Linked DNA regions of Homo sapiens: region 1 is linked to region 2. Evidence: read pairs that join two places in POLR2A ChIA-PET (ENCODE). Cell type or tissue: A673. All regions are shown on one strand. Links, peaks and the distances in the headings refer to the core of each region. The heading gives the core; the rest is flanking DNA. Region 1 overlaps ZC3H13 (zinc finger CCCH-type containing 13). Region 2 overlaps CPB2 (carboxypeptidase B2).

Region 1 (12,588 bases), core at 2,784-10,783, 80 kb before region 2:
ATACAATCCTACTTACCTTGGCTTGTCTCTCTTTTCTCTTTGTCGTTCAAAATCTCGTCCTCTGTCCTTTCCATCTCTTGTTTTTTCTTCTATCCTGTCTTTTACTTTATATTTTTCTTTGTATTTTTTCCCCAGAGCGATATCTTCTGGTATAGGAGGGGGTGGACTAGGAGTACGTGGTCCTTTCTTTTTACTTTGGTTGGTTTTTGAATTTCTGAAGGTAACAAAAAGCTATCATTAGAGGTTCAAATATGCCAAAAGGATATTTTTTAAAGCCTTCTTAAAAACAGCAGCGTTCCTTTACATTACTTGCCCTTTATTATTTTGTATACTACTAACCAATATCAAGAAGAAAAAAAAACTAACAGAAATGGCTGAAGAATTAATTTACTTGATACTTATTTTGTTAACACTGCTTATTATTATATAACTTTAAAGGGGCAGGTTTCTGAGAAAAGATAGAGGTGAAATAGGAAGACACTTTCAGAAAAGATGTTAATACAATGACTGTTTAAACTGTTTTTTTTTAAGACAGAAAAGTAGACAAAGAAAGTAAAAATCACCTATAATTCTACTACTCAAAGAGAACTATTTTTAACATCTTGAATATTTACATACTTTTGCCATATATCTTACTTTCTCTGTCTATTCATTTAAAACTGGGTATTCACATGCAAAAGAATGAAGCTGGACCTTTACATTGCACCAGATCAAAAATTAACTCAAAATAAAGACCTAAACATAAAAGCAAAAACTATAAAAATCCGAAAAGAAAATATAGAAGAAAAGCTTCATGACATTGGACTTGGCAATGATTTCTTGGCTATGACACCAAAGGCACAGGTAACAACAAAGCAAAAATAGACAAATGAGACTAAATCAAATTTTAAAACTTTTGCATGTCAAAGGACACAATCAACAAAGTGAAAAGGCAACTTATAGAATGCGAGAAAATATGTGCAAATCATATATATATATAGTCACAACTATTTTCTCTCATCATTGGAAATGGTAACTCTGTGTGTGTGTGTGTGTGTGTCACATACATTCATGGGATATCCTATTACAATATTTTGCAAAATTTTCAAATATTGAACATAGACATAGTGTGAGCATCTTTCTGTAACAAAAAGTAGATTTAGGTTGGGCATGGTGTAATCCCATCACTTTGGGAGGCAGAGGAGGGAGGGGTGGATCACTTGAGGTCAGGAGTTCGAGACCAGCCTGGCCAACATGGTGAAACCCTATCTCTACTAAAAATACAAAAATTAGCCAGGCATGGTGGTGGGTGCCTGTAATCCCAGCTACTCCAGAGGCTGAGGCAGGAGAATCACTTGAACCCGGAAGAAAGAGGTTGCAGTGAGCCAAGATTGCGCCACTGCACTCTAGTCTGGGTGACAGAGTAAGACTCTAACTCAAAATAAAATTTTTTTTAAAAAAGCAGATTTAGGTAATCATTTTTATTGACTGTATAGAATTTCCCTGAATAGATGCTCCAAAACTTTCTAAAACAATTTCATAGTTTTTCAGGTGGCTTCCAGGTTTTCATCATTATTCAAAAAACACAATTACATCATCTACAAATGAAATATCAACCACTGTCAGTATATATTCATCATAAATTTCTCAATCTTATTTAAGAAATTTTTACCAACTCTGAGGTCACAAAGATGGTCTCCTAAAATTTTGTAATTTTGCCTTTCACATTTGTCTTTAATCTACTTGTAATTGATTTTGGGGTACAAATTTTGTTCTTTAAGTGCCTCTTTTTGGCAATTTAAGTAATTTTAAGTAAATAGTATAACTTTGATCCCATACACATTCAAAACTGGCTGTCTTTGCCTCTTACTTTAACAATAGTTTAATTGAATATAGCATTTTCATGTCAAAATCCTTTTACCTCAGAGCTCTAGTTAAAATATTTTGTAACATTTAACGTTGCAGGTCAGAAGTCCAAAGAAAATCAAATTTTTTACTATTCAGGTAAGCTGGTTTTTCTGTTGGCATGCTTATGAACATTATCCCTTGAAAATTACTCACTGGAAAAAGATTTTCACTAAATCCAGGTATTTTCAAAAAATCTTTTCCAGCACTAAATGGACTGTTTCAATCTGAAACTTCAAACTTTTTACTCAATTTCTTCTATTTTCATTTCAAAACTTTTCCTTATGACCCAAGTCTCTGCAGTTCTCTTTATTACACAGTTACTGTATCTCTTGGATCTCTCCTCCATGTTAGATGTCTCTGTCATTTCCATTTTTCCTGCTTTTCCAGGATCTTAAATCTGTCTTTATATTCAGTAATTTTTAAAGTAGTACTCATTTTGCTAATTCTAAATTTGGCAATCTCGTTGTTCTGCTATTTTTTGATTTCTTCTTTTTTTTGGAGACAGTGTCTCGCTCTGTTGCCCAGGCTGGAGTGCAGTGGCACAATCATGGCTCACTGCAGCCTCGACCCCCAGGGCTCCAGTGATCCCCATGCCTCAGCCCTCTGAGTAGCTAGGAGTATAGGTGCATACCACCACAACTGGCTAAATTTCATATTTTTGTAGAGACAGGGTTTTATCACGTTATCCAGGCTGGTCTCAAACTCTTGGGCTCAAGTGATCTGTCCACCTCAGACCACTGCATCTGTCCTATTCTATGATTTTCCATTTGAACTCTTTTCTCTTTTAAAATATTGTTGTTCAGGCTGGGCGACGTGGCTCATACCTGTAATCCCAGCACTTTGAAAGGCCAAGGTGGGCGGATCGTGAGGCGGTCAGGAGTTCGAGACCAGCATGACCAACATGGTGAAACCCCGCCTCTACTAAAAATACAAAAATTAGCCAGGTGTGGTGGCGCACGCCTGTAATCCCAGCTACTCAGGAGGCTGAGGCAGAAGAACCGCTTGAACCCAGGAGGCAGATGTTGCAGTGAGCTGACTGCACACCAGCCTGGGTGACAGAGTGGGACTCTGTCCCAAAAAAAAAAAAAAAAGTTGTTCAACCTGGCACCAACCAGATCGATAAACTGGCTCATCTGATCTTGTAGCCCCCACCAAGGAACTGACTCAGCACAAGAAGACAGCTTCGACTCCCTCGGATTTCATCTCTGACTTGACCAGTCAGCACTCCTGGCTTACTGGCTTCCCCCAGTCTCCCTGCTGCCCCGCCACCAAGTTGTCCTCTAAAACTCTGATCCCCAAATGCTCAGGGAGATTGATTAATAAAACTCCAGTCTCCTGCAAAAATATAAAATAAAATAAAATAAAATAAAAATATAGTTGTTCACAGTTTTTTTCCCATAATCAACTGCTTTTGTCTTCTAAATACAATATCCTCACAAATTGCACTAAACTTATAAATGAATTTATAATTTAAGTTTGTTCCTGTTTACTGTATTAACGTTTCTGTGTAAGCCATCTGCTCAGAGTGTTCAGTCTGGTACTAGGTTTGCAAGTAACCCTTTTCATACATCTGGTGAGTTTTCACTATCTACTAATCTCACTATCTACTGATATTTATAAATGAAGACCTAAGCCTAAAATCCTAGAACTTATTTCCTATCATGCTGAATTCTCAGAATTCTCAAGTCCCAAGAGTTCTTAGCCATATATATATATGAGATAGTATCTACCTCAAAATTGCTGGCAATATTTTAAAAGCACTTGACTCATAGCATTGAGAAAATGTAGCTCTCTTAGTCCTCATCCCTATGTCTTATTATCACTCATAGCGTTAACCATGTAAACAAGTAGGAAATTACTAAAATATGACGACTAAATCTAGTTTTCATCCTTGTCTTCTGCCAACAACTATATTAGCCACATATCTCATTGCATATTCATGAGATGACTCAATCTTCTTATGCACCCTAACAGATATGTGATAAATATCTGTATTTCTGGATACTTTTCTACTTTAAAGATAAAAACGGATCAATAATTAGCATCTGTATCAAAATTATCTTTTAAAATTTCATGATTAAACAACAAAGGAATTCTTGACACAAACTATTTTTACATTATCACCTGTGACAGAGACTAGCAGGGGGTTTACCAAACTTTTCTTCTGAGCACAGTGGTAAACCATACTATCTACACTTTCTTGAAATTAAGCATGGCCAAGTGACCAAGACCTGGCCAAAGGAACGTGAGTGGAAATGATGTATACCACCTCCAGGCCCAAATTTCAAAGGGCTCTCATATGCCAGGCAATTGTAAACTATAGAGCTAAATAACTGCAATACTCAATTTCCGTTTTTCTTTGTACATCCCGTTCTTTGGTTTCCTTGAAAACCCAAGAAAGTGGAATCATGGTCAGAAGGAGCCTGGGTTACTCAATCTCCATATATAGGACAGCCATCTGTCAATCAGAAACACTCATTTTGACTTTACGTGAGAAATAACCTTCTGTTGTGTTAAACCACCGACATTTTGGGACTTGGCTATAATCACAATCTGGACTATTCTAATATACTTACTAAAGTACAGCATTTCTTCACATTACCATCAAAATTATATGTGGTTAGAAAACACAATTACGTTACAGTGCTTTCCAACTGAAGAGGCCAAAACTGGTTTTGTGTATTCTGAAATCACCAAGATCTTCAACATTTAAAAAGTCAACTAATTGTTGTTTCAGTGGCACAGAGCCTACTTCAGACTTGTGGCAAAGAGCCCACCTGTTTACTTTTATCAGTTTTTAATCTTTTCTCTCTCTCTTCAAAACTATTGTTTTAGATTAGCTTTTGACATACTTAATATTCTCTGTACAAAGAGCTATAAAGAAAAATTCACCTAATAAAAACTAAGATTAAAAGTGCAGATGGACAGAATAGGTAATATATTTATGATTTTAGATTATACCATATCTCATATATCAGGACAAATCTTACTATCAGACTATATCTCAAAATAAATGTCAAACAAAGAAAAATGCCAGCTTTCAGGGAAAAGTGTAAGTTTTAATTTGTCAGTAATTATATCTTTCCATTCAATATGATAACCTAGTAAGACCACCAAGAAATTTGTTTACCTGATTATCACACCTCAGTTGGCTGACACTGGTTAAAATACTCCACTGAGTTTTAACTGAAATTCTAATCCTTACATGTGCTTAGTATGTTCTGAGTTGATAGTATGATCCAGCAATAAAATTAAAAGATGATTACTTGACACACTCTAGGAAATGTAAACTGCATAAATGTTATACTCCAAAAAAAAAAAAAGAAAAGAAATGCTATACTCAATTAAATGTTTTCTTTGTATTTTTAATATACTGTTTTTCCAGGTCCTTTTGCTTTTATTATTAAATTAACGGTGCATCGTAAAGTCAACAACATAGTAGAATATAAGAAATACAGTAATTAAACCAGTGTGAATGATTATTCATGACAAATATTTATAATAGGATGTGTTACTAATAAAGAAGCAAAAGAGATTGTATGTAAAAGATGAAACTAACCCTTTGTCTAAATAGTTATCAAAACTTTCTATGAAAAGATTAAGTTTCAAATATTCTATAAACAGAACAGATAAGACAAGGAAGAAAGGGTATTTCTAGTATGCAGTTTATTGGGGAAATGAATAGAATTGAGGGAAAGTTACATAGCTGGTTAGCCAAGAGGATAAGAGCAAGTGAAGTGGAGCGTATCACTCTCTGTTCATTCAACTTCTTCAATATACCTTTGCAATATTTACTCAATTGCATGAACAAAGGATAGGATCAACTCAACTTTACTGAGCGCCTTATTAAAATGCAAAGTTCTATGCCAAGTAGGCAATATGAGGGAGAGGATCAACTCAACTTTACTAAGTGCCTTATTACAATGCAAAGTTCTATGTCAAGTAGGCACTATGAGAAGACAGAACTATGAATAACCAAGATCCCAATCTTCAAGGAGCTTAAATTTAATAAAGGTTATAAAACATAAGTCACAGCTGAAATATAATGCAACAGGCAATTATTATCAACATGGAGGTATAAGCAAAATCTGATAGGTACCTAAAGGGAACAGAACTTATGTTCCATAAAGAGAAATGGGAAAACTTAAAATTTGAGCTAGAGATTGAAGAATTGAGATAGAAGGGGGTAGATAGGAGGAAGCTGGACAAAAACTACTGACAAGAAAGAAAAGACCAAAGTGTAAATGTCATTCTAAGGAATCTGAATTTCATTCTACAGAATGAAAAACCACTGAGTTTTTCAATGGTATAATAAATTAATTGGAATTGTCCTTTTAAGATTTCTCTGACAGCATCTACAAAATAAATGGGTTGAGGTAGCTGAATGAAAATGTTCACCTGTGTGGGTGGTGGGTAGAAACTACATAAAGTCAATATAGTTAGTGATATAATAATCTAGGCAAAAAGTTAAGTAGAGTCTGAAATAGGGTTAGTTTCTAGGAACTAGAAGGAGGGAGATAAATATGAGTTTCATTACAGGTTCAAATAGACAGGGCTTGTTAACTGATTAAATCTTAGGTAGAAGATATTTTTAGTTCATTTTTTTTAAGATAAAATTAGGGTATGGACTTTAATTAAAATAAAATATAAATAGTTCAGAGTGACCTTAAATGAAAATGTATCTTCTCCTTATTCTTAGTCCCTGAATATAATCATTTCTATTTTTACTTCTTCAACTGGCTTCTACAGTAATTCTAAGTTATAAAGAATTCAATCTCTTGATAATATATACTGAAAGACAAAAATTTTTTGTGTATAATTTGTAGCAGTTTAAAAATCGGAAACAACATAAATGTTCCACAGAAAAGCAGACAAATTTATAATATAAATACTAAGATGAATGAACTAAGGTTATATGTATCAATATAAACATAAAAAATGTTGAGTGAAAAAGCAATGTGCAGAAGGTTATGATATATCCCTATTACAATAGATGAAAGCAATACTATACATTGCAGAACACATATTAGTTAAAGTATAAACACATGCACAAGTATCATAAACACCAGATTTAAGAGAGGAACAGGAAATGTATCTTGTATTTTTATTTCTTAAAAAATAAAAAGCTCTGAAGCATATGTGGATGTTACACAGATGTTTGTTTTATTGTTCTCTATAATTGTCTTTTTAATTGAAACATTTCAAATTTCTTTTTAGAACAAAAAAGCTTACATTAAATATAAAATGTACTAAAAGTACCCTTTTATAACCTACTAATTCTTTTTAGTATCACTTCAGAAAAAGCTATTTTCTCGATACTATTTATCACCCTACTGACCTCTGCTGGTCCAACAGGGGAGAAGATACTGCAGATGTCTTCCTATCTTTCTTGCTAGCTGAAGACGACTTCGGGCTTGATTTTCGCTTCGGAGATTTGCTAGACTTTCTTAGAGAAGGTGACGGGGACAATTTTGATCTAACCACTTCTGGTGAAACCTTTAAAAAAATTCAGTAAGTCAATTCAGAAATTCCTCCACTTATGGTACAACAAGACTTACAGTATTTTAGAATCACACCAAACTTCAGATTAAAATTAAATATTATTGCCGGGTGCAGTGGTTCACACCTGTAATCCCAGTTTCTCGAGAGGCTGAGGTGAAAGGATTGCTTGAGGTGAGGAGTTTGAGATCAGCCTGGATAACATAAAAAAAACCCTATCTCTTATACAAAAAAAAAAAAGCCAGGCATGGAAGGTGCCTATGGTCTCAGCTATTAGGGAGGCTGAGATGGGAGGATCCCTTGAGCCCAGGAGTTCAAGGCTGCAGTGAGTGCCACTGCACTCCAGCCTGGGTAATAGAGAAAGATCTCATCCCTACAAAAAAAGTTTGAAATAAAAATAAAAATAATAAAATTATAATAACCACTATCTGTTGATATTAGTCTGACTCCTGAATCCATGATTTTAAGCAATATAACTGTCCTAACATATACCAGTTTCAATAAAGTAAATTAAAATCATAAAATTTCAAAATCTCCTCAGAAAAATCATAAATTATATTTAAATTAACTGTATCTTCACTTTTTAGAAAAGAAACAAGGCATTCTAGAAATAGCATGGGCCTGAAACAGACATAGGCAGATTCAAACCCCATGTTACATTAGCTGGTGACTCTAGGCAACAAACTCTTAGCTTTGCTCACCTATTCAATAACATAAATATTTGCTACTTATCTAATAGAATAATGTGAAAATTAAATGAATATATATGGAGTAGTACATATACAGTGGGTTGATCAATATATCAGTATACTAATATAATTTAAGATGTAGCAAGAAGCTGAGTTATCTGATCAATACAAATGCTGCTATTAAGTACTAACATATTTATTGCAATAAATAGCATACCTCCTTTTTAATGATAATTTCTTCTCTCTTCTCCATGTTTTCTTGTTCCAGCTTCATTAATTCCCTCTGTATCTTCTGACGCTTCATTTCCAATGACAATTCATGAACATAATCATAATTAATATCTCCATTGTCAGAATCTTTAAAATAAAATTGCATTACTGTTAGAAACTAGCATAATTATCTATGCCAAAAATCATACAGACTTTTTTCAACTAATTTCTTACACAAATCTAAATAGCAGAGTCTTTCATCAGGATCACATACTTCTAAAAGATAAAAGAAATAGATACCATTTCTATAAAGGATTAAAATCACCATGGTTGATTTCTTCATGAAAAGCCAAATATTTTGGAAGTTTCTGGGTTTTCTGGAAACAATTTTGGGTTGTTTGGAAGTTGGGTTTTTTGTTAGGAGATGGAATTTTAAAAGACAAAATGCACTCAGCTGAATTTCTAAGCCTTAAAGATACCAAAGCCTTCAATATTTCATGCTGTATACGATGCGACTCATTATCTCCTTGATTTTCCTAAAGATACGCTACTAAAATACATCATACAAAGTGAGGTTATATTACGTGTGCAACATTGCTTCCATAGGCTTTTCAGTTTTAAAATTTGTGAGACAAATGATTAATATCTAAAACTAAAGTAATTTTAGTACTAATGTGTACATAAACTAATTTTTAAAGGATTTATGACATTTTCTTTACAAGTGATTTGTACTATTTCCTTAGATCACAACTGTCCGTCTCAACGGATCTGATGCCATATTTCTATTTCCATTTATATTTTCTGATGAAAAGCTATGAAGATTGGTTAAAAAATCAAGAGTGGTGTGTAGATCTATTTCATTAAAATACATAGAAGTTGCTGGCACTAGCACCCAAACCCATCACGCTCATTTGCCATAAATGCCCAGGAGCCTAGAGGTGGGAATTTCATTGACCACGATGGACTTGACTGACCACAAACTGAGGTGCCTTCTCAAGATATACTTCTAGCACTTTAGATCATATCTTAACCTTGGGAAAAGAAATAAAATGAAGAACTAAAAAAACAACAAACATAAGAAGTCCTACTTGACTGCTTAAAACCCAAGAAAATGAACATCACTGTTATATATTGCTCAAATGCATTAGAATGACAACTATCCATTCATGCTTGGGGACTGAGAGGGTAACTATATATATTCACTACCTGTGTGACTAAGCTTGATTACTCATCTTATGTTGGAGTACAATGACAATTTCTCAGTAAATATATGAAATAGGCTAAAGCATGTTTTTCAGTCAGAAAGCAATTACTAAATATTTAATTAAGGGCAAGTAGTTTTCACTAGATAAAATGAAGACACTGAATTTAATTAAGTGAATACTAGCTATCTCCAGTTATTATTTTGTACTCTATTGAGATACTTTACATCAGTGAATAATAGGAGTCAATGTTCTGGTTTGATTATGTTCCTAAATTCAATAAAATTCCATAACCAAATACCCAGGTAAAACAACGGAAAGAGTAGTTAATTGAGAAGAATGATTAACAGTGTTTCTGACGGTACTGTATTATCAGTAAGGCACTGCCAATCTAAAAATTCGCAACTGGAAATATCACCAATACAGAACACATAAAAGAAAGAAGAAGCTGGCTTTCAGTTCTCAATTTTCAACTATCCAACCAAGGGGGAGAGGCCTGAGCAGTTAAAATATATGTGTAAGTCAGCCAGGCGCAGTGGCTCACGCCTGTAAGCTCAGCACTTTGGGAGGCCGAGGAGGGCGGATCATCAGGTCAAGAAATCGAGACCATCCTGGCCAACACGGTGAAACCCCGTCTCTACTAAAAATACAAAAATTAGCTGGGCGAGGTGGCGCGTGCCTAGAGTCCCAGCTACTCAGGAGTCAGAGGCAGGAGAATTGCTTGAACCCGGGAGACGGAGGTTGCAGTAAGCTGACATCGTGCCACTGCACTCCAGCCTGACAACAGAGCAAGACTTCGTCTCAAAAAAAAAAAAACAAAATAAATAAAAAGTCTAGTCAATGTAGTAAATATAACTAATATAGTTTGCTCAGAAGAAAAGCTCTCAGGTCTTTATTCTGAAGGTGCTTATTTTACGCATATAATAAAAACTCAGATATTTTCCTAACCTGTAAGAGATGGACTACAAGATAGGCACATTGCAACTGACAGTATTTTGACAACAAAAGAAAAAACAGGAAGTACAAAATACAGGATGGAATTCAAAAACAAGAGTCTGAAGCCAGTTAATAAATTTAGAAAATGTCTCTCATGTAGCTTCAGGTTATCACTACAATTTTGCCTTATAAAAATTGATTCACATAAATGATTGTTAAGTCATCAGAAAAATATCAAGTATAATTAGAAAGGTATATTTAACAAGGTAGATATTTTTAAGAATATACAACAGAAAAATATATGCAACACATAAGAAAAGGTTAAGATTCTTTCTATATAAAGAATTCTTACTAATTAACAGAACAGGTAAAGGACATTACAAGGCAATTCACAAAGAGAAAGAAATGAAGAAAGTATACACATATTTTTTCATGTATTCAGGAGCCATTTTTTCTAATTATAATATTAATTGTTGGTAAAGGTACAAATAAAGGACATACTCATTCTCTGGCAGTAGCAATGCAAACTAGTACATCTATCTTGTAAAATTATTTGTCAATATGGGTAAAAGCCTTAAGAACATCAATACATAACTTTAATTTTAATACAGCAACTTTTTTTAAAATTTATTTATTTTACTTTAAGTTCTGGGATACATGTGCTGAATGTGCAGGTTTGTAACATAGGTATACATGTGCCATGGTGGTTTGTACCTATAGGTACAGGTTGATGTACCTATCAACCTGTCATCTAGGTTTTAAGCCCTGCATGCATTAAGTACTTGTCCTAATGCTCTCCCTCCCCTCACCCCCCATCCCCACAACAGGCCCTGGTGTGTGATGTTCCCCTCTCTGTGTTGATCAGCAACTTCCAGTAATTTATTGTATAAAAATAATCATAGATATATAAAAGGTTTATGTATAAGGATTAAAAACTATAAATACTTGTGAATTGCCTTGTTACATCATGCTAATTATATTTAACCTTTTTCCAATGAGTTAGTATCATTTATGTGTATCAGTTTTTAACCTCAAGCTGTCTGAGACGTTTTCTAAATTCATTAACTGATTTCAGACACTTGTTTTTGAATTCCATTCTATATTTTGTACTTTGCCTTTATGATACATTCTCATTGCTAAAGTCTTAAATAATTCTGAATACACAGAGTAAAATATGAAATTTCCCTTATATTCCTCCTACAGCCATCCTTACTCCAGTGATAACACTGCTAACAGTTTAGTGTCATATGCATGAAAATAATGTTTTACATTTTTCCCTTTAACATTCAACACTGCCCTATAAACAAGATCTTTCCAAGTCATAGAGTTCAACTATCTTCATTTTAACGTCTGCAAAGCATTTCATTAATATGATCATACTTTATCGTAGCTTACTTAAAAGAGTTTCCTTCTTAAAGACAGATGAACTGTTTCCAGTATTTTGCTGTTAAAAACAAGACTTATATGAACATTTTGATATATACTTTGGTTCAAGTGCAAGTATTTTTCTATGACATTATTTCTCAGACTACATTGCTAGACTGAAAATAAGTATAATTTCTATTTCTAATAACACCAAACTGTACTCCAAAACTCCTTTACCAATGTAAACCCCCACTTGAAAACATTAATGTTCTTCATTTCTGCCAAACGAATGGGTGAGTAATCATATCTCTTTATTTTCATCAGTATTTCCCTGCAGTAAGATTGAGCATTTATTGGCCAGTTCTATTTCTCCTGTGAGTTACCTATCTGATACATATATATTTTTACTCATTTTTTAACTAGGCCGTCTTTTTCTTATGTATTTGTAGAAACTCATTATATGTCTATATAGTATCTTTACTAATGCTTACACGTTACACATGTCAAGTATTTTCTTTTACCATTTCATCTGTTTTTAACTTCTGCATTTAGTTACACAGAAACTCCTAGTTTTATGTAATCAAATGTTTGTGGCTTCTGGGTTTTATGCCCTATTTAAGGAGGATGTACTAACCTCCAAGATTACCAAAATATTTTCACACATTCTACTGCAATGATACTTTTACTTTTTATGTTACTTCATTGGTCCTTAAGAACACATGATGAACAAATACAAGAAGTTTAAGGAACCAAATAAAAACCACAGACTTCGGAGTGGGGCCTGGAAATACAAAGAGTAA
Region 2 (8,000 bases), core at 1-8,000:
CACCCACAACGTGGCAAGCAAGGGGCGTGTTTCAGCTCTGTTTGTGTTAGAGCTCTTTCACCTCCACCATTTGGCAGGTTCAGCGCCCGGGAACAATGACGTACGTGGACAAGCGGAGGGTGAGCAAGGTGAAGAGGAGCTTTACTGAGTAATAGAACAGCTCAGAGGAGACTCGCGGTGGGTAGCTCCTCTCTGCAGCCAGGGTGTCCTGATGAGTGTTCGTTCTCAGCAGAGAGGAGACCCTGGAGTGGGTGGCTCCTCTCTACAGCTGGTCCTCCCCATGTCTCTCCAGAAGAGTCTGGCTGAATCCGGGGGATTTCTATGGGCTTCAGATGGGAGGAAGTGAGTGCTGATTGGTTCATGGGTGGCCATAGGCGGGTGCGGAAAAATCACCGTCAGTTCCCACTGCGGTCCACGGGACTGGCAGCCTTCCTGGGCTTGAAGGTGGGGCTTCACCAGGGACCCGCCCTTTTCTGCCTAGGATCCTGTCTGCCTCCTACGGCTATTTATGGCACCCAGGATTTTCCAGCTGAGGGGGCCTGCAGGCCAGTGCCGAGAAGCCCTCAGCCACCCCCTTGGCTTCCCTCCTGTGCTCGTCAGTACCCAAAGTCCAGAGGGGGCTGAGGCAGCAGGGGGCTAGCATGTCAGTACCGCTCTGATCATGCACACAGCCAGCCAGGTTGTGACAACACCTAGGCTCAGCCTCAATTTTGCTCCAAGATTGGAGTGAGCACCAGGAACTCGGAGAGACCAGACAGTGGGAGCAGGCACTTGCGAGCCTGTAGGGGAATGAGGGTCCTTCTCAGAACACTGAGAGTGCAGAAATGCCTGGGTCTGCAACCCCAGCTGGGCAGCTGCAGCTGCGCCCAGGAGGGCAGGGCTCCTGCCTGCTCCTGGCCCCCAAGAGCACAGGGATGTCCAGGTCTGTAGCTGCAGCGGGCAGCTGCAGCTGCGCCTGGGGAGCATGAGGCTGCCGCCCTGCCATCACAGAAGGGGGCGGGACTTTTACCTCCTCCTGGCTTCTGCTGGCTCCGTGGAGCACACAGCCCCAGCCGTGCCTCCCGCATGGCAGCAGCCGCTCTAGATGGGCCGCCACTGCCATTAATATTCTGTAATTCTTGTCAATTTTCTACATCTTAGACATTATGTCGAGATGGGTGCCTGGGTGAGAATTTTAATAAATGTACTCTGTCTTTCTGGTGCATCCTTGGTTAAGAACCATTGTTTCATGAGTAAGGTTTTATTTATAAATATTTTAATTTCTGTTACTGTAGCCTCTTTGTAAGTGCACACTTTATATCCCAAGGTACTATTATGAAATTGGCTGGAAAGCCAATAGCACAAGTGAAGAAGTGTTGATTTGGGGAACCAACAAAATCATGTGATTATGAGAAGGGAGAGAAGACTATGAGAAGAAGAGTTCATACCAGATACATGTAAGCCAGACAACATACAGGAGGAAACTCAACACCCAGTGCTTATACAAAGTGAAACCAATATAAACATAAATTAGGGAGAAATTACCTCATATGTTGTAGTAAGATTCTGTAGAACTTGAACTTGCCTAGAGGTTCTAGGAAGAGCAGCTAGAACTTGGCCACTGGGGAAAAAAATAAAAGAGGATTTTGATATTAAATAAAGAGTAAAGATGGAATATATTATACTGTGAGGAGCTTTTAGGTAATTGCAAAAGGGAAACAAAATTTAAAATGTTATTAGGACAGAGGATCTTACTACAGATTCAGTGTAATAAGAGAACATATACTCTCAGTCTTTATGCTCCTAAGCAATTGCAAAATCAACAGCTCTCTTGACTGGGGGTCAGTTTACAGAGTATTTACTTCTTTCCTTTTTCTTGTGCGTGCATGTGTGTTTTAATTTTAAAAATTAAATATTTGATGCATAAGGGAATATTTATGCTGATCCTAGTTAATTATACAATAAAATGAATGCCTGTGAACCCATCACCCCACTTAAAAAGTCCAGCTTCCTTGACATCCTGAAGATCCTTGTGTGCTCCTCTCTGTCCTACCCCCTTGCCACATCACCAGAGGTATCCTCTACCTTAAATTTTGACTTTTGCTCATTCCCTTGTTTTTCTTTATAGCATGGATTTTTAAACACATGTATGTGTGAATTCTGAAACAATACCCTTAGATTTGCCTGATTCAACTTTATAAAAATGGTATACTATATGTATTCTTCTGAATCTTGTTTTTCTTTTGTTCGGTATTGTATTCTCAAGATTATCATCTGTGTTGAAGTAGCTAGCCATAGTTCACACGTGAAAGCATTTTCTTACAAGTGGAATTGCCATTTCATGGGATATGCACAGTTTTAATTTCATAGGATAGTGTCATATCAGTCCTCAAGTTTTTTGTATCAATTTATATTGTCAGTAGCAGTGGAAAAGATTTCCTGTTGTTCTTCCTCCTTGCCAATACCTGATGCTCTCTGACTTTTCAACTTTTGCAATCAAATTTTTATGAAATGAAATTTTCTTGTGATTTTGATTTTCATTTTCTGACTTATTAATGAAGTACAGTTGTTTATATTTGATTATCGGCCATTCATATTTTTGCTTATATGTTATGTTTATTCAGATCAACTGCCCATTTTTTTCTAATTTACTTGTATTTTTGTAGTAGTTAATTTGTATAATTTCTTTATATATTCTAAATACTAATTTCTTGTCAGTTATATGTATTGCAAATATCTTCTAGCAGTTTGTAATTTGTCTTTTCTCTTTCTTGATGATGTGCTTTTTTTTTTTTAATCATTTCCTTCCAGGTTTGTGTGGTTTAAGATGTCTTTCTAGATATCTGGGATATAAAGATATTCTCATATACTTCTTCTGTCCTTCTTATTTAAATTTTAAATTCAATTGAAAATTATTTGGTTGGGTGCAGTGTAAAGAAGAAATAGACTTCTTTTTTTTTCTTCTTAGCATCGTTTATTATTATGATTTTTTACATCATCTATATTTTTCCCAGGGATCCACTATGTCAATTTTGTCATATATCAAGTTTCCATACTGTTTGGCAGAGAAAATGTTGGTTCATCAACACCACTGCCTCTTCCTGCATAGACAGAAAAACTTCATTACCCAGCCTTCCGTGTGGTTGTGTTGAGAGCCAGTGCCTGAGCTTTGCCAATGGGAATGCGTGGGAGTGTTATAGGTGCCTAAGAGTAGGTGTGTCTTCATGTGCACGTGCCCCCTCTCATCCTGCGGCCAGAAGCAAAGAGCCTCAAATGTGGAGTTGCATAATGGAAGCAGCCAAGATCTCCAAGTTGAAGGAGAGCACCAGGGAGAGTTCTATGACCTTCATCAATTAGTATTATGAGTGAGAAATTGCTCTGATCTGAATGTTTGTGTCCCCCCAAAATTCCTATGTTGAAATCCTAACCTCCAAGGTATTAGGAGATGAGGGTTTTGGGAGGTGATTAGGTCATAAGGGGAGAGGCTTCATGAATGGGATTAGTGACCTTAAAAAAGAGATCCCCTCCCCCTTCCACCATGTGAATATATAGCGGGAAGGTTCTGTCTATGCGGAAGATAGTCCCTCCCCAAACACAAGAATTAGCTGGTGCTTTGTCATGAACTTCCCAGCCTCCAGAACCGTGAGCAATAAATTTCTGTTGTTTATAAGCTGCACCACTTAAGGTATTTTTTGTTATAACTGCCCAAACGTACTAAGACAGAATTAACCCTATATTGTATTAAGTAAAGCTGTTTCAGGTTTTATTAGTGATTATAGCATAATCAAGGATTACCCTTGCTAATATAATGTGCTCTATTTCTTAGTTCTCTATTATGTTCTATTGATATATTTGTCTACCCTTGAGCCAATACTACTCATCTTAGTGATGGTAGCTTCATATTACATCCTAATATCTTAGAGAACAAACTCTTGCTTCCCCTCTGCCCTGCCCAATTCTTTTTTTTTTACAAGCCTCTTGTCTTGATCCTTTGCTTTTTCACATAATTTTTAAAAATCAGCTTGTTATGTTTCATGAAAAAAATGAAATTTTCATTAGAATTATATTGGATCAATAGATTAATAATTTGGAAAGAACAGATATACTCATGATTCTGAGTGTCATTATTAATAAATACAGTGAATTTGTCTATTTGTCTATTCTTTTTTTTTTTTTTTTTGGAGATGGAGTCTCACTCTGTCACCCAGGCAGGAGTGCAATGGAGCGATCTTGGCTCAGTGCAACCTCCGCCTCCCAGGTTCAAGCAATTCTCCTGACTCGGCCTCCTGAGTAGCTGGGATTACAGGTGCACACCACCATGGCTGGCTAATTTTTGTATTTTTTAGTAGAGACGTGGTTTCACCATGTTAGTCAGGCTGGTCTCGAACTCCTGACCCCGTGATCCACCCGCCTCAGCCTCCCAAAGTGCTGGGATTACAGGTGTGAGCCACTGCACACAGCCCATTTATCTATTCTTTAATGCCTTTCCAAAAGTTTTACAATTTTATCCATAAAGATGTTGCACTTTTTTTTTTTCTTTTTGAGACGGAGTCTCGCTCTTTTGCCCAGACTGGAGTGCAGTGGCGCCATCTCGGCTCACTGCAACCTCCACGTCCCTGGTTCAAGCGATTTTCCTGCCTCAAGCCTCCTGAGTAGCTGGGATTACAGGTGCACACCAACACACCTGGCTAATTTTTTGTATTTTTAGTAGAGACTGGGTTTCACTATGTTGGTCAGGCTGGTCTCGAACTCCTGACCTCGTGATCCTCCTGCCTCAGCCTCCCAAAGTGCTGGGATTACAGGCGTGAGCCACCGTGCCCGGCTGCACATTTTTAAATTATGTTTTCTTCTAACAAATTTGCCTTTTCGTTAGTAAATGGTAACTTTTAACATGCCACCTCTAAGCTCTTTTTTGCTAAGATATAGAAATAAAAATGATTTTTGGTGTTGATTTTCTATTTAGCTCTCTTGGTAGTTTTGATAATTTTGGTATAGATATTTGGGGGGATATTTCTCTTTGCAAGTAATCATTACATCTGCACACACTATTAGGTTGGTGCAAAAGTAATTGCGGTTTTTGCCGTTACTTTTAATGTACTTAATGTACTTTTAATACGTTCTGCTTCTTTAATTTCAATGCTTATAGAGCCCCTTTTCCCCTTCCTTTTTGTCTTGCTGTGTTGCCTGGGACTTCAGTACAACATTGAATAGAAGTGGAGATAAAATGCATGATTCCTAATTTTTAAGAAAAACCTTAAAATATTTTACCATTAGAATGCTTGTTGTAGATTTTTGGTAGATGTCTTTTATCAGTTTTAAAAAACTCCTTGCTCTTTGTTAAGAGTTTTTATGATGAATAAGTGTGGATTTTAAATGCTTTCTATAAGATGAGCATATGGGTTTTCTGGCTTAATATCTTAATGTGGTGAATTATATCAATAGATTGTTTAAAAAGCAGACACTTGGTTGGTTTTCTCACTTTTGCTTTGTTGTATTTCTATTTTGCAACTGTTGCTAAGGTTGTGAGAATTCTTGGTGATTCTTACACAGCCAAGGCAATAGATTAATGTGACTCAACATGAATTTACTTTATTTTCACATACCACTTAGAAAAGAAAGAATTTCTTAGCAAATGTCCTCATTTCTGCAGCTCTCCATCCAGTTTTATAGGTAAGTGATAAGGAGAGAAAGGAAGCAGTGAGGTGAGGGATTGTGGACTCTGTTAACGGCAATGGCATTCTCAGGTTTCCAGTATACCACTGAGTAACCTCACAAGAACTATTTTATTTAAATTAAAATTAAGCATGTTGGTGGCATTTGCCAGCTCTGAGCCCCCCCTTTTTTTTAACTGAACGAGATTTTTCTTTTATTTTCAAACAAATATTGCCCTTGAAATATGACGATAGATATATTTTAAATTAGAAAAAATGCTTCCTCTTGCTTTATTTAAAACTAATCTTAGACTTTGCTTCCAGTTATACCCTCCTTTATGAAATAACTAAAAACCTGGACAAAATGTATGGAACAACAGCACTCAAGACATTAGACAACAGCAACATTATGACTAAATGCAACATGGTGTTCTGGATTAGATCTCGGAACAGAAAAAGAGCTTTAGTGGGAAAACTGGTGAAATCCAAAAAAGTCTGGAGTTTAGTTAATAGTAATATAACAATGTTGATTTCTCAGTTTTTACTAATACATCATGATAATATAAAATGTTAACATTAGGGTATATTGGGTGAGGGGTATACAGTTGTATTACAATTGGCAACTTTTCTGTAAATCTAAAAATATTCCAAATAAATCATCTTATTTAAGAAAACCATGTACCAAGAGCTCTCAAAGCACAAAAGAGGTTATGATAACTTCTGTTTGTCATTATTAGCAAAGGCTTCATAGAAGGGATGTCTGGGTGTGTAAGAATGTCTAAGAGTGGGTAAAGGCACAATAGCAAGAGATAAAGGGCATTTTTGGAAAAATGGCTCTTGTTCATTGTTGCCAAGTATAGGATACGGGTGTTTAAAGCAAGAGAAGAATGGGAGCTAAACAGAAATGAGTGTGGGAAGTTATGTTCATCCTTCCCTAGAGAAGGTCTTGAATGCATGCTGAGAAATTTGGACTTTATCTTGTAGGCAATTAGAAGTTAGAAAGGTAACATTTGAGCTGTGATTTATAGGGATAATTTTATTTGTTTTCCTTTGTTTGTTTTTGTTTGTTTGTTTGTTTTTGAGATGGAGTCTCGCTCTGTCACCCAGGCTGGAGTGCAATGGCGTGATCTTGGCTCACTGCAACCTCCACCTTCTGGGTTCAAGCGATTCTCCTGCCTTAGCCTCCTGAGTAGCTGGGATTACAGGCGTGCACCACCATGCCCGGCTAATTTTTGTATTTTTAGTAGAGATGGGGTTTCACCATGTTGGTCAGGCTGGTCTTGAACTCCTGACCTCAGACAATCCACCCGCCTCAGCCTCCCAAAATGCTGGGATTACAGGCGTGAGCCACCGCGCCCACCAAGGATAACTTTAACAAGGGTGGAGGGTGGCTTTATTTTGGAAATCCTGAGTAAAATATTCTGAATTCTGGAAATAAGTCTATGGAGAGACTTGCTTATTAGAAGAGGGGAAAAGTAGCTAGACTGAGAAATTTTATGTCAATCTCTGGTACAAGTTTAGCATAAACTATTAAACCACTGATTAAAGATACATGTTCAAGGATGTGTATTACGGCATTATTCATAGTAACAAAACCTAAAAACCATGTGAATGCTCAGCAGTAACAGAATTGTCGAATGTTGGTAGTGTCTCCACATTCTAGAATGCTTTTCAGTCATTATAAAAAATGAGTTTGATTTATAACAGTTAACTTGGGGGCTTTAAATGGCATATTAAGGGAGAAAAGCAAGATATGGAGAACTTTATGAAATATGATCCTATTTTTGGAAAAAAAGTTAGAAAGATAAAGAAAAATTATATGTGTTAAAATCAGGAGAAAATTATACATAAATAAACAACACATTGTTAGCTTTGATTTGGAGGGTGGGAAATGGCAATTGAAGCCTTGGGTAAGTGGCAGGGGAAGAACAAATGAGATTCTTTTTAAAAGAAAGGTTTCTATAGTACCAATAGGAGATACAACATTGAACTAGTATACAATTATACCCAGGGAGGTATAACTATGTGGAGAAATGTATGAAAGGATGATCACAAACATGTTCATATTTTCACCAGGATGGTGAAATTTTAGTATTTTCTCCCTAATTTTATGCTTTTCTGTATTATTTACTTTTTAAACCCAAAAGAACTCCTATTCTTGTATTTATTCAAGAAAATTAAATTTAAAGAAAAATCTCCTTTGACTGTGAAAAAGCCACTAACAAGCTTCTCAGTGATGCTGGTAACCCTCTCATCTCACCAGCACATTCCTTATTATTTTCATAAACAGAATGTTCTCTGGGCCCTTGGAGTAGCGTAGTCACCCAGTGGGTTTTCTAGCCTTACATAGCATTTTTATTCTAGTGTGCT

What was found. Peaks named below come from ENCODE experiments on the same cell type or tissue, not always from the same donor. Only the 100,000 strongest peaks of a DNase experiment are listed, where the experiment ranks them.
Region 1: POLR2A ChIA-PET joins it to region 2 with 8 read pairs; 2 of 35 experiments call an interaction of 5 or more read pairs at or near these places.

What each region holds. Positions count from the first base shown.
Region 1 is chr13:46,003,123-46,015,710 of GRCh38, forward strand. It overlaps ZC3H13 (zinc finger CCCH-type containing 13), which reads right to left. Exons shown (of 19, transcript NM_001330564.2): 6 at 8,293-8,432; 7 at 7,226-7,383; 8 at 17-214. Among named protein-coding and RNA genes, the nearest start is that of ZC3H13, 43 kb to the right of the region's middle. In A673, for the core only: a CTCF peak has its summit at 7,237 (motif pointing left); DNase peaks (open chromatin) are centred at 3,809 and 7,239; H3K27ac peaks cover 5,860 bases.
Region 2 is chr13:46,086,221-46,094,220 of GRCh38, forward strand. CPB2 (carboxypeptidase B2) reads right to left here. Exons shown (of 11, transcript NM_001872.5): 2 at 1,525-1,600. The region is part of intron 1 of CPB2-AS1 (CPB2 antisense RNA 1); the gene reads left to right. Among named protein-coding and RNA genes, the nearest start is that of CPB2, 15 kb to the right of the region's middle. RefSeq lists an enhancer at 524-1,023. In A673, for the core only: no CTCF peak of the experiment used is centred there; no DNase peak of the experiment used is centred there.